Regions from separate parts of the Homo sapiens genome. Here region 2 is linked to region 1. Evidence: chromatin loops called from intact Hi-C (ENCODE). Cell type or tissue: ascending aorta. All regions are shown on one strand. Each heading gives the region's core, and the rest is flanking DNA. Links, peaks and the distances in the headings are about the cores only.

Region 1 (6,388 bases), core at 797-5,796:
AAGTCAGGCATGGTGGCTTATGGGAGGCCTTTGGGAGGCCAAGGCAGGCAGATTGCTTGAGTCCAGGAGTTCAAGACCAACTTGGACAACATAGCAAAACCCCGTCTCTACCCAAAATATGAAAATTAGCCAGGCATGATGGCCTGCCTCTGGTCCCAGCTACTCAGGAGGCTGAGGTGGGAGGATTGATTGAGCCCAGTAGGTGGAGGTTGCAGCTAGCCTCTGCACGCCAGACTGGGCAACAGAGTGAGAACCTATCTCAAAATAAATAAATAAATAAATAAATAAATAAATAAAAAGATATATAGATAGATAGGAAAAAGAAAGGGAATTAAAATAACCTAAAAGTGTAGAGAGATTTTATCTCTTCCTCAGATTGGGTTGTCTCTAATTAATGACAACTATGTTTCTGCCCTGGGAGGTTCAAGCCCACTTCTCTGCAGCTGGCCTGTGCTCCTGTGTTAACCCATGTGTAAACATGAAGATGCTGCTTTCCATCTCTGTGGCTCTGAGACCCCATAAGGAGAAATGCATGTGCAATTTCATGAAGAGTTGTATGTGATCCTGGTGAAATCAACATACGTTTGTTAATGGGGATTGAGAGCCTTTGGAGTTTAGCCAATGTGAACTCAAGTTAGGGCCTGTCATCCTTCCTCATCCCTCAAGGGAGGAAGTCATAGATTAAGAAGGCGAGCTTAGAGGACATCAGAGGGGAGAACCCCTCCACCCTGGCCACCCACAGGGACCCTCCCAGGCTTTCTGTGTTGAACAGTGACAGTAGGAGCAGGCAGAGGGAACTTTGCCAGCCACCCTTCTGTGGGCCACTCCAGCCCTGCCTCCTCCACTCCAGCTGAGTTGATCTCCCTGGTTTGGCATCAGTCAGAAGCTCCTCACCCTAGTGAAGGGAGAAAAGGGGGCACAACCCTTGGTCATGCAGGTGGACTGAGTTGCAGGTGGGCTGCCTTTTTAAATTTTAGATTCAGGGGGCACATGTGCATGTTTGTTTCAAGGATATATTGTGTACTGGTGGAGATTGGGCTTCTAGCGTAGCCATCACCCAGATACTGAAAATTGTTTCCAATAGGCAGTCTTTCAGCCCTCATCCCCCTCCCACCCTCTTATTTCCCACCTTATTTCCATCCTTATGTCGATGTATACATATTGTTTAGTTCCCACTTATAAGCGAGAACATGCAGTATTTGATTTTTTGTTTCTGAGTTAGTTCGCTTCGGATAATGGCCTCCACCTCCACCATGTTGCTGCAAAGAACATAATTTCCTTTTTTATGGCTGCATAATATTCCATAGTGTATATATACCACATTTTATTTATCTGGCCAACCAATGATGGATACTTAGATTGGTTCCATGACTTTGCTATTGTGAATAGTGCTGAGTTAAATGTACGAGTACAGATGTCTTTTTTTATATAATGATTTCTTTTCCTTTGGATAGATACCCAGTAGTTGGATTACTGAGTAACATGGTAGTTCTATTTTTAGTTCTTTGAAAAATCTCCAAGCTGATTTCCATAGATATTTAATTAATTTACATTCCCACCATCAGTGTATGAATGTTTCATTTTCTCTACATCCACACCAACATCTGTTGTTTTTTAACTTTTTAAAAATAGCCATTCTGACTGGTATAAGATGATATTTCAGTGTGGTGTTAATTTGCCTTTTTCTAATAATTGGTGATGTTGAGAATTTTTTCATGTGTTTGCTGCTTATATTTCTTCTTTTGAGAAATGAGTGTTCATATCCTTTGCTCAGTTTTAAATGAAGTTCTTTGGTTTTTTCTGTTTAGTTGTTTGACTTCCTTATATATTCTGGATATTAGTCCTTTGTTGGAAGCATAATTTGCAAATATGTTCTCCCATTCTGTAAATTATAGGTGTATTCTGAGTTTCTTATATTTTGAAGTCTACCTCTCTAGAAAGATTAAGGAAATTTTCCTGAATTATTCCCCCAGATATGTTTTCCAGCTTTGCTTACTTTTTCTTATTTTCTCTCAGGAATGTCTATAAGTTATAGGTTTGGTGAAAATCCCATCTTTATTTGTTCTTTTTTAAAATTCATTTTTCTATATTTTTGTCTGACTATGTTAACAAAATACCAGTCTTCAAGATCTGAAAATTTTTTCTTCTGCTTGGATCATTAAAGCTTTTAACTGTATTTTGAAATTCTTTAAGTGTATTTTTTATTTCCGGAAGTTCTGTTGTTGTTTTAAAGGTATTTATCTCTTCCTTCATTTCCTGGTTTGCTTTCATGGTTTCTTTGTGTTAGTTTTCAACTTTCTCTTGGCTCTCATTTACCTTCCCTGCAATCCATACATTTAATTCTTTATCTGTAATTTTGGGGTTTTCATTTTCGTTGGGGCTCATTGCTGGAGAGCTAGTGTGATTATTTGATGTTGTCACAACATTCAGATCTTTCATGGTGCTAGAATTTTTACACTGGTTCCTTCTCATCTGGAGGAGCTGACACTTCTTATGTTCAAATTTATTTTCATTTATGTGGGATATTTTCTCTGTTATCTCTCCCTCCCCCCGCCTTGAGGGTGTCACTGTAGGGGTTATGGCCTTTCTCCTGCAGCCCTGTGCACTTCTGTTTTTTATTGGGCTGTGCAGTTCAACCTGCAGGCCAGTAGGGGGCACTTCTGTGTTAGGGAACCTCTTTTCGCTCCATGGGGGTCCCAGCTGTGCAGGCTTTACTCTCCTCTGCTGTCTGTGATTCCTGTCATGTCTCTGGTGAATTTCAGCATGCTCTCTTAAAGGATCTATTTGAAGTGTTAGTATTTACTCACTATTTTGATGCCTGAGAGATTCTCACTAACTACTGGCTGTGGCATAAGCGCATGGGTGTATATCTGACCTTTGCTCACTGAGGTGCTCTCTATTGTTTCAGCTGATGGACTGGACAGCAGAATGCCAGGTTCCCTGAGCTTCCTGCTAAGAGTAGGTTGGGAGGGTGGAAGAGAGGTTGCAGCTGGGCAGAGCTGGAACCCTGGCTTTCCCACAAATACCCCAAATGATAAGCGTAGGCACCAGCCATGATAGGGGTGGCTGGGGGAGCTCCTGATGACATGCACAGAGGTCTCTGTGGTGGGATGAGGGGGCTGCACTGGCTCCACGTCTAGATAGGCAGGAATGCAATCTGCTTCCCTATCACACCCCTGTTCTGGGGCTGGTGTCTCAGTTCAGATGCACACTGTGGTCTATCTGCAGGCCACAGTGTGGCTGAGAGACGTGGAAAATGCCTGTCCTGTGCCTCTCCGCAGGAGTGGCTTCAGGGTGGAAATTCTTCACTCAGCCCAATGCAGGCAGTTGTATGGCTCGCCTGTTCTCCAATGTGGTAATGCCGCCACCCCATGGAGAGAGGGAGAATGGCTCTGCCTGTCAGCCATGTGGGTGGGAGTCATGGCTAGTGTTGGCTGCTTGGGTGGGCCCAAACTCAGGTCCAGAGGGTAGTCAGGTGCCAGCGATGTTGGACTGGGCTAGGTAATTCCCCAACTCCCACACCTCTCAGTGACCCACTAGATGGCATGTAGGAGTCCTGATGTGGCTGGACCAGGATCTAGTCAGCCCAGAGTTCAGGTGCTGGCTGTGATAGGGAGGGGTGGGCTGATCCCCTGGAGCCTGAGAACAGATCACAGGACTGTGGGGGCTGGGCTTTCCGAAGGGCTCCAGGCCACAGCTGCAATGTTCAGGCATAGCAGGGTGGCTGTGCTGTGCACCGTTCACCCAGGAGGGCAGGAATCTTCAGCTGGGGCAATGAGCAATGATAGTTGTTGGGCTCATGGTCCACTTGCACTTCTCTCCCAAAGCTGGATTTTGCTGTTAGGAGCTCAGGAAGGTGCCTGACCTTCCTGCTCCCTTCCTGGCCTGGGGCAGCAGAGGCAAGCCTGTGGTGGAACGGGCTAATGGGCAGCCTCTGGGGGTTGGGTTCTCAGGGGAACAGTGAGCTGTGGCTGTCATGCTCAGTCAGGGGTGGGCGGTGGCACTGGCAGCCTGTCACCAAAGCAGGCAAGTCCCGTTTGGCAGAGAGGAGCAGCAGAGGGAAGCCTTGTCTACCCACTCCTCCTTACCACAGCTGCAGTATCTGTCTTTGGGGCACACGAAAGTGCCCAGTTCCCCTCCATGGCAGGCAGCAGCAGCTGCACCAGGCAGATCAGGGATGAAAAGCCTGTGGGATCCATGTAGGCTTGAGCAGTGCCTCTGCACAGTCTCCAGCAGGCTCCCTGTGTTCATCTGGAGGCCCGGGGGCAATGAGAGGGCTCCCTGTGACTAGGATTGTGAAGGTCCATGGTGGAGTTGTGAAATTTCAGGGTTCTCTCACTTGCTCACCTCTTCCCTGTGTTAGGGAGCCCCTTTCCGCTCCATGGGGGTCCCAGCTCGGCAGGCTTCCCTCTCCTCTGCTGTCTGATTCCCATCATGTCTCTGGTGAATTTCAGCGTGCTCTCCTAGAGGATCTGTTTGAAGTGTTAGTATTTACTCACTCTTTTGATGCCTGAGAGGTGCCAACTAACTACTTCTACTCCTTGGCTGCCACTGTTCCATTGCCCCCTCCTCGGGGGAGGGGCAGCATAATTTCAGAAAACAAGTCTCACATCAGAGCTGCCCAAAACCAAAGTGTACAAAAGGGAACACGGTGGGCAATTTTTATTCCTTATTTTAGACCAGAACTATAAGAACACACATTTCTGAGAGTCCAATGGATGTCACGTTAAGCACCCCTGTAGAGCTGGAATGAGCCAGAGCAGGTGAGGTAACGAGTAGCCCCACATGGAAGCTCACAAGAAGCCAGGGCACTGCTCACCCCTGGGATGGCACAGAGAGGGTCCAGGCCCCCAGGGGCACTGCAGGCCTCCGTTGGTCATTCAGGGACCTCAATATGCAGGGGAAGCTCTGCCAGGCAAGAGCATTCTTTTGAGATCAGCTTCTTATCAGCCAGACAGAAGGAGCAGGGCTAGGCTGGGTGACAGGCATGTGCACCTGCCACTGCCATGAGCTCAGACACAGCCCGCTGAGCTGCAGGGGAGGCTACAATTTAGTAGCTGTGCATCCAAGAAGGAGTTGGGGATAGATTTGTGGACAGTGCCCAGTCCCCGCTAGGGCACCAATCACTGAGGGCAAGGACCCTGGAGCTTTAGCTCTCCTACTGGTTTTCCTAACCTACCAGGGAAGGCTCCCTTCATGGCAAGACCCTGGTGGGACTTTTGGAGGCAGATGTGCACACCCAGTCTGCACACCTGTATTAGCTGAACTCCTCACAGGGGCTTAGAAACAGACTGGAGAGGAAAATGTACACGTAGGAGGTTTCTTTTGTTAGGGAGTCCTCTGGGGAACACCATGGTGAGGGAGAGAATAACGGCAGGAACCAGACCCACATAGGATGTGCTACCGCAACCATCTCCAATCAATGGGAAAATAAATGGCTATCCGTTTGCAGGAATGTGTTATTTAAGGCACTTTTCCTGGGGTCCTGAAACTTCAACTGTCAACCCACAAGCCCCAGCAAAAAGGCATGGAGGTGATTGGGACAGGGACTGCCTAGTGACAAGGTGAGCCCTTAGATCCCCCACCCCACACCCACCACCAGGGGCTCGAGCCTCCAAGAGAGGAGGCATCAGGTGGGTTGAAGTGTAGGAAAGTGTAGGAGGGCTGGGCTGGGCTTTAGCAGCTGAGTCTTCTGGCTCTAGTCCAGAGCCCTGTGCACTTCCCCAGGTTGCCCCCTTCCGCAGTTGGGAGCTGAACCACCAGGCCCTCCCAGATGGCTGCTTAATGGTGAAGCTGCCTTAGTGCAGCACTCTGATCATTTATCATTAAAGTGGGCAGAGCCAGAACTCCCAGAGCTCAATGGGGCCTTGATACATCCTAAGCTTCTACTCTGTGCTAGACCCTTGGTCCTAGGAGGTGGGGACGTCACATCAGAACACCGGGGAGTTTTATCAACTTTCTTTTATCCTCCTTGGGTATGTGCTGCTGATCACCGCGGGTGAATTGTTGTAGACTCACTAATATTTTGTGACCTTGGCTTGCTTTCTTCACATTTGATAGATTAGGAAAGTACAGGTCTGAGAATTTATAGCAACTTGCTTAACATCCCACAACTTTTAAGTGGAGGAAGCAGGAGTCAATGCAGAGCAGCTGTCTGCAGAAGTGTACTGGGCACTCGGTTCCTGTCCGCAAGTGCAGAATCTGCAACCAGGAGTGGGGATATGGGGGAAGTATCCACCTGCCTCTCACAGAGGCTAACAGCCTAGAGCATGTCCCCAGCTTCCTGCCAGGTCATCACTAGAGCCTGAAGGAACCCCTCCACCTGGCTGGCCAGTGGACCCAGCTCTGGGCTGGGGCGAGGCTCCCTCACCACTGACGGTTAGGTAAA
Region 2 (6,388 bases), core at 915-5,914, 96 kb before region 1:
AACTGCATCCCCTTCAGCACCTGTGGCTGGAGGGCTGCAGCAGGATCCCAGGATGCCAGTGGGCATATGCTACTTTGCCTCGACCTCCCCATCTGTGATGTGGCGCTGATGATGCCCACATACCAGGGCAGGAGCAGCAGCCCATCAATGCTTGTGGTTTCCCTGGCGTGGGGCCTGTTCTGCTCCTTCTGTACTCAAGGCCACCCTTCCCGGCTGCCTGGAATCCCAGGGGTCTCCTGCCAGGCCAGTCTCAGCCTGATGGTCCCAAGGAAACGCTCCATTCCTCACAGGTGTTCCACAGACCATGCAGACTTTGAGCTTGCTTGAACCTGTCATTCATGCATAAAGCCTCCCCTTGGACATGTGAGTGACAAATGCCTCAAATGCTGGATTCCCCTACAGAGATGGTCTCTCTCTTACTGAGAGGGGCCCTTCTCCCATCTAGGCCCCGTCCTGTGACCTGCCCTCTCCTGCCCCTGCCCTGCTAGTCCCCATCCAGGATGATGCTGACTTTCCCCTTGTGCCCCCTCAGACCCTGTCCTGAGCCACCTGTGTCTGCAGCTGCCTGTCCACCCTCCTTCATGCCCGATTGGGCTCCTGCCACCTGTTCAGGGATTCAGGCTTCCTTCTTAGTACAATCCAAGTGTGTTAGCCTGCTCTCCCTGACTCCACCCATCCCCAAATCTAGTCCTCCCAGGACCATCTTCCCTCCCAGCTCACACCCTCCAGAGAAGCTCTGCACTGCTGGCAGGATCCAGTCCCTCCACCCAGCCTGCACGCCAGACCGTCCCCTGCCAGGTTCCTGGGGTCTCCATACCCTGCCTTCAGGCAATCACAGCCCAGCTACTAGAAGAGCTGGCCATGCCCTGGCACCCTCCCTCGCTCCTCTTGAGGGCTCTGCTCCTCACCTCTCCATGTTGCACGCCCAAGCCCAGCCATCCTGAGCCTCAGCTCTGGTGCTGCCTCTGACAAGCTGCCTTCCTTGAAGGGGAGCATCCTGGTCCCAAAGCCCCAGAGCACTAGAGCTGAATCTCTTTCTCTTTCTCCAGACAGCCTGTCTCTCTCCTTGCAGCACAGAGTTGGGGTCCCTTCACATAACAGCACCCTCACCCTGCCTGCCCCAGGTCACACACAAAGCTCAAGGCCGTACCCAGAGCAAGAGCGACCAGAGAGTCTATGGGCTTGGCCCAGACCTCCACCTGGAGGAACACGGATGTTTTCTCCACGTTTCCTTGGGGCTCAAGAAGGTTCAGCACTGTATTCCACCCACCACTGCCCTCCTGACCACAAGCCGACTGGACCCAGAGTGCAGGTCACTCCATCAGGATGTGCTGGACCACAGTCCAGGCCTCACAGAGGTGGCTTTGTCATGGGGGCTTGAAGCCCCACCTCACTCCTCCTGGGCACCACCCAGACTATAAGGCCCAGGCAAGATCTTGGCTTCTGGTCAGTGCTCTCCTCTGTCCACTCAGGCCTCAGCCCCCAACCTTTTTTCCTCTGAGCAATCCCTAGGGGCAGCCAAGGCCATTGTGCTCAAACCCTCTTCTGGCATGGTTAGAAGGCATGGCGGGAACCAGAAAGGATAATGCCACTCCCAGAAGGAGTTGGCCCCTCCTCCTGGCACTGCCACCCAGCCTGAGGGATCTGTGGGGATGTTGTGAGGGGCTGCCTCCGTTCATTTTTGTGGGAGGAGGAAGTGCCAGCTGTGGGGCTCAGGGGCCTGCTGACTGCTGTCCACTCATTTCTCCCTGCCTTCCATCATCCCTAACACCAGTGCTGGGTGAGGGCAGGGGTGAGTCACCCTGCCCAGCCCCTGTTCCTTCCTTTTATCCATCTCTACTCACAGCTATTCCTCTTTTTATCCATCTCTACTCACATACTATGAGTCCACTAACATTTTTAATAAATAACCCTTTTAGCATGAAGATGAAAAAAAAAAAAAACCCAGATGCCTTACAAAGAAAGACCTTCTGATCAGCCAGGCCTTCCTGTGATAAATACCTTTACTCCATGGCCTAAAACTGAGCTTAGAGCCACTGTAAAGGACTTCCCTAACCCAAGGGTGAAGGCTCAAGGGTTTACTGAGGAATTTCGAATGGCTCCCTGACCTTAACCAATTTATTCACATAATATTGGGGCCTGGTGAAGCTAAGAAATGGATGGCAGCAGCAGAATGGGGTGGACCTGAGGAGGATATTAAAGACCCTCAAAAACCCCTGCATGAGAAGAGGTAAAAGGAGCTAGAGAAAATGCTGAACACATTTTACATTCAGTTCCTAAGATTGTTCCAGAAAAAATTGATTGGTGCATCATCCAACCCTGCAGACCAAAGCAGGAGGAACCAGTTTCAGATTACAGAACTTGCTTAGAAACACTGTTTCTGAAATATTTTGTGCTCAAAATATAGCAAGGAGTATTTCCTTCAGAGACTGGAATGGCATTAACTGCTGTATTTACAAATGAGCTCCGTCCTGAACTTGGCAGTTCAATTAAAACCCATAAGCCAGGATGGAAAGTTACAGACATGACTGAATTGGTGGCCTTAGCTGAACATTTTGAGAAGACTCTAGAGCAAGAAAAAACCCAAAAGGCTAACAATCTTATGCCTCTCCAATTACACCAGTTACAGGGGCCAAGACCAAAGGGACCTTCTCATTTTTATTTTAAATCACAAGCAAGAGGTGCAGAATAAGGAATTCCTTACCCCAAGGTAGATGCCTTCATTGCAAACACCCAGGACACTGGGAAAGGAGATTGTTGACTTTTGTCTCAGTCTACCACCAAGGCTCCTCCCTTTAGGCTGGACTGGTTCACCACTAGAGGGGACCCAAGAGATTTTAATGCTCAGAATAATAAAAATAGACAGGGCTCAGGGATTCTCTAGTAAACTCTCCCCAAAACACCCTTAAATAAACATAGAAAAACAAGATGTAAGCTGGGAATCCTGTGCAATGCTGGTGTATACCAGGGTCGCCTTATCCAGCATAAACCCTACTTTAAAAAGCCAACAAATCTCTTGGCGTGAAAGGATCATCTCTGTGGTGAGGGTTTCGAATCAAGTTCAAGAGGCTTCCATATCTGAACCCGCCTAATCAACTTGAGGATATTTGCAAGAAAATATACCTTTCTACTATGTAACAGTGATCCAGTAAACTTGCCAGGGTAGGACTTTCAGAGTTGAAAGGACACATACAATTCTCCTCAGAGGGAGAAGCAATCGTAGAGTTTCCTGACTCTCCTGAACCAGAATGGTTATGCTCTCTACAGACAAATCGATAAGATCAAAACTCAGGCCCATAATGAAACACCTTTCTAAAACACCTGAATATTTATGGGTCTCTTCCTCAAATGATAGAGAAATAATTAAAAGTGCGGCGTCTATAAAGGTCCAAACTGGTTATTCTAAGTCTTTCCTAAATTACTCCAATATACGCTAAAACCTAATGAAATTAAAGGGCTCTCAACAATTGTAGGAGATTTAACTAAACTAGGATTTAGAATTCCATGTACCAGTCCTTGTTAACACTTCCATCCTACCAGTTAAAAAGCCAAATGGATGAGGTTGAAGATTTGTTCAAGATCTACAGCTAATTAATAAGATTATAATACCAAGATTTCCCATAGTCCAAAATTCAAATACTTTATTACCTAACGTACCCACTGATTTAAAGTGGTTCATGGTAATAGACCTCTGCTCAGCCTTCTTTAGCATTCCGGTTCATAAAGAGAGTCAACATTTGTTTGCTTTTACTCAGAAAAATCAGCAGTACACCTGGCCTTTTCTATTTTTCCCAGGCATTGCCTCAGTACTTAATAACCCTACAGTCTTCTGGACATTCTACTGTTACTCAGTATGTAGATTACCTGTTATGCTCTCCCACTCAACAGTGCTCTGAAATTGGCTCAATTTACCTTCTATAGCAACTCACACATAAAGGTCACAAGGCCTTGATGGAAAAACTTCAATTTTCAAGAGAAATATTTCACTATTTGGGACATGACCTGACTGCTGAAGGGATTTCCCTTTCACCTGGGAGAATTCAAAACTATTCAACATTTTCCTTGGCCTGGAACCAAAAGACATTTAAGAGGTTTTCTTGGACTCACAGGATATTGAGGATCCTGGGTTGCAAATTTTCCCTTAATTGCCTCACCATTGTTTTAGCTCACTAGAAATGCAGTATGGGAATCTTTACCTCGGAAAGACAGTCCAGGCTTTTAACCATGAAACTGGCCTTATGACAGCCTCCAGCTTTAGGACTTCCAAACTACACTAAACCTTTTACCTTGGTTGTTCATGAACACAACAATCAGGTATTAGAAGTTCCTACTCAAGAACATGGGGGAAACATAGGCCCACTGCATATTCCAGTCTGCAATTAGACCCAGTAGTTAGGGAATATTCTAATCATTTAAAAGCAGATGTAGCAGCAGCCAAGTTGGAAGCTTCATCCGAGCTTGTTTTAGGGAATGAACTCAATTCACAAGTCCAACATGCTGTGAAAAGTCTATTAAGTTTCAACCAAACACAGCATTTTTCAGCAAGCCATCTAGCATCTTATGAAATTCTTCCCGATGTCTTCTAATCTCCATCTAAAATGCTGCAACCTACTTAACGCTGCTATTGTATTAACTCTTCCTGACTCTGGTGATGACCACAATTGTGTAAGTGCAGTATTGGAAATAGTGGCCTCTTGCGTTAATTTACGAGACAGTACATTGGCTAATCCTGAGTTATTATTTTTTTGTTCATAGGTCCTATGCCAAAAACTCAAAAGAAAATATCAGGCAGGATATGCCATTACCACCCAAAATGAGCTAATAGAGGAGGGAATTCTTCCTCAACTTAAGTCAGCTCAAACCACAGGCTTTTTGCTCTCACCCAAGTCTGTCCTATAGCTAAGGACAAGTCAGTAAATATTTACACAAATAGAAGACATACTTTTGGAGTAGTACACAATTTTGGCATTTATGGAAACAACAAAGGGTTTCTTACTTCTAGTGGGATCCTCATTAAATAAACGGACTCCAAATAGATAAACTCCTTTCTGCTACCTGGTTACCATCAGAGATGGCCATTATTAAGATTGAAGCTCATACCTGTAAAACTGAACCTGAATATAAAAGGAATGCTCTAGAAGGTATTTATGCCAAATCAGCTAGTGCTGAAACTATTAGGATATACGATTTAAATTAACTCCATAAGATTGATCCAAGTCAATTCTCTCATGATGACCTACTCAGTAAACACTGCAATGCACTTGATTTGGAAAAACAAATTTGGTATCTAAAGGATGTAAATTCAATGTTAAGCATAGACTCACAGAGGGCTCAGATGGCTGCCTGGCCCTTCCTGAGTCTTTGAAGCTTCTACTATTAAAAGCTCTGCATCCCACAACTTGTCCTGAAACAGAATCCATGTTATGAAGAAATACTGGTGGGATGACTGTTTCAAAGTTGCTAAAATGGTTTATAATCAATGTTTGGTTTATCAAACTCATAATCCTGGGAAAACAATAAAAACTTCAGGTAGTATATTTTCACCACTTGATGGGCAATTTCTTTTTTTTTTTTTTTTGAGATGGAGTCTCACTTTGTCACCCAGGCTGGAGTGCAGTGGTGCAATCTCGGCTCACTGCAACCTCTGCCTCCCAGGTTCAAGTGATTCTCCTGCCTCAGCCTCCCAAGTAGCTGGGACTACAGGCATACGCCACCACACCTGGCTAATTTTTTATATTTTTAATGGAGATGGGGTTTCACCATATGGCCAGGCTGGTCTCAAACTCCTGACCTTGTGATCCACCTTCCTTTTGGACACTTACAGATGGACTTCCTTCAGTTGCCAACCTCAACGGGGTATCAGTATGTCCCTGTAGCAGTTTGTATGTTTTCTGGTTGAGTAAAGGCTTTCCCATGTGGGAAAGCTGATTCAATGACAATAGCCAAGAAATTATCAGAAAATGTGTTTCCTTCTGGCGACTCGCTGGAGAAATCTCCAGCAATAAGGAAACTCATTTTACTGTGCAAGTTATAAAGCACTTAAGATATTATGGACATGATGGCACTATCATTGTCCTTAGCCCTCTGTCTTCTGGAAAAGTTGAAAGAACAAATGACATCTTAAAACTCAAATTGACAAAGTTAACTGAGTCAATTGGGTTGCCTTGGCCAAAGGTACTATCATTGGCTTTGATGATAATCAGATACGCTCCTACTGGAAAACATAAGTTGATACCTTACGAAATAGTCACTGGAAAGCATATGCCCCTAGTAACAGAACCGCATGCCTCTCCCACTCTCCTAAACTCTGATATGCTTAAACTTGGTAGGCTTTAATGCATTATGTCAAAGTGTATTCTCACCAGGTAAAGGAAGCTTTTTATGATGC

The links. Hi-C counts contacts between places; a loop is a spot of excess contacts. Peaks named below come from ENCODE experiments on the same cell type or tissue, not always from the same donor. Only the 100,000 strongest peaks of a DNase experiment are listed, where the experiment ranks them.
Region 2: a loop joins it to region 1, with 14 times the contacts of the local background. A loop is called at or near these places in 29 of 110 quality-filtered maps.

The regions. Positions count from the first base shown.
Region 1 is chr10:46,225,711-46,232,098 of GRCh38, reverse strand. It overlaps the pseudogene ANTXRLP1. Among named protein-coding and RNA genes, the nearest start is that of ANTXRL, 58 kb to the left of the region's middle. RefSeq lists an enhancer at 3,064-3,718. In ascending aorta, for the core only: CTCF peaks have their summits at 2,641 (motif pointing right) and 3,376; a DNase peak (open chromatin) is centred at 3,368.
Region 2 is chr10:46,321,648-46,328,035 of GRCh38, reverse strand. All of the region lies in intron 16 of ANTXRL (ANTXR like), which reads right to left. Among named protein-coding and RNA genes, the nearest start is that of ANTXRL, 38 kb to the right of the region's middle. In ascending aorta, for the core only: a CTCF peak has its summit at 2,815 (motif pointing right); no DNase peak of the experiment used is centred there; H3K27ac peaks cover 1,576 bases.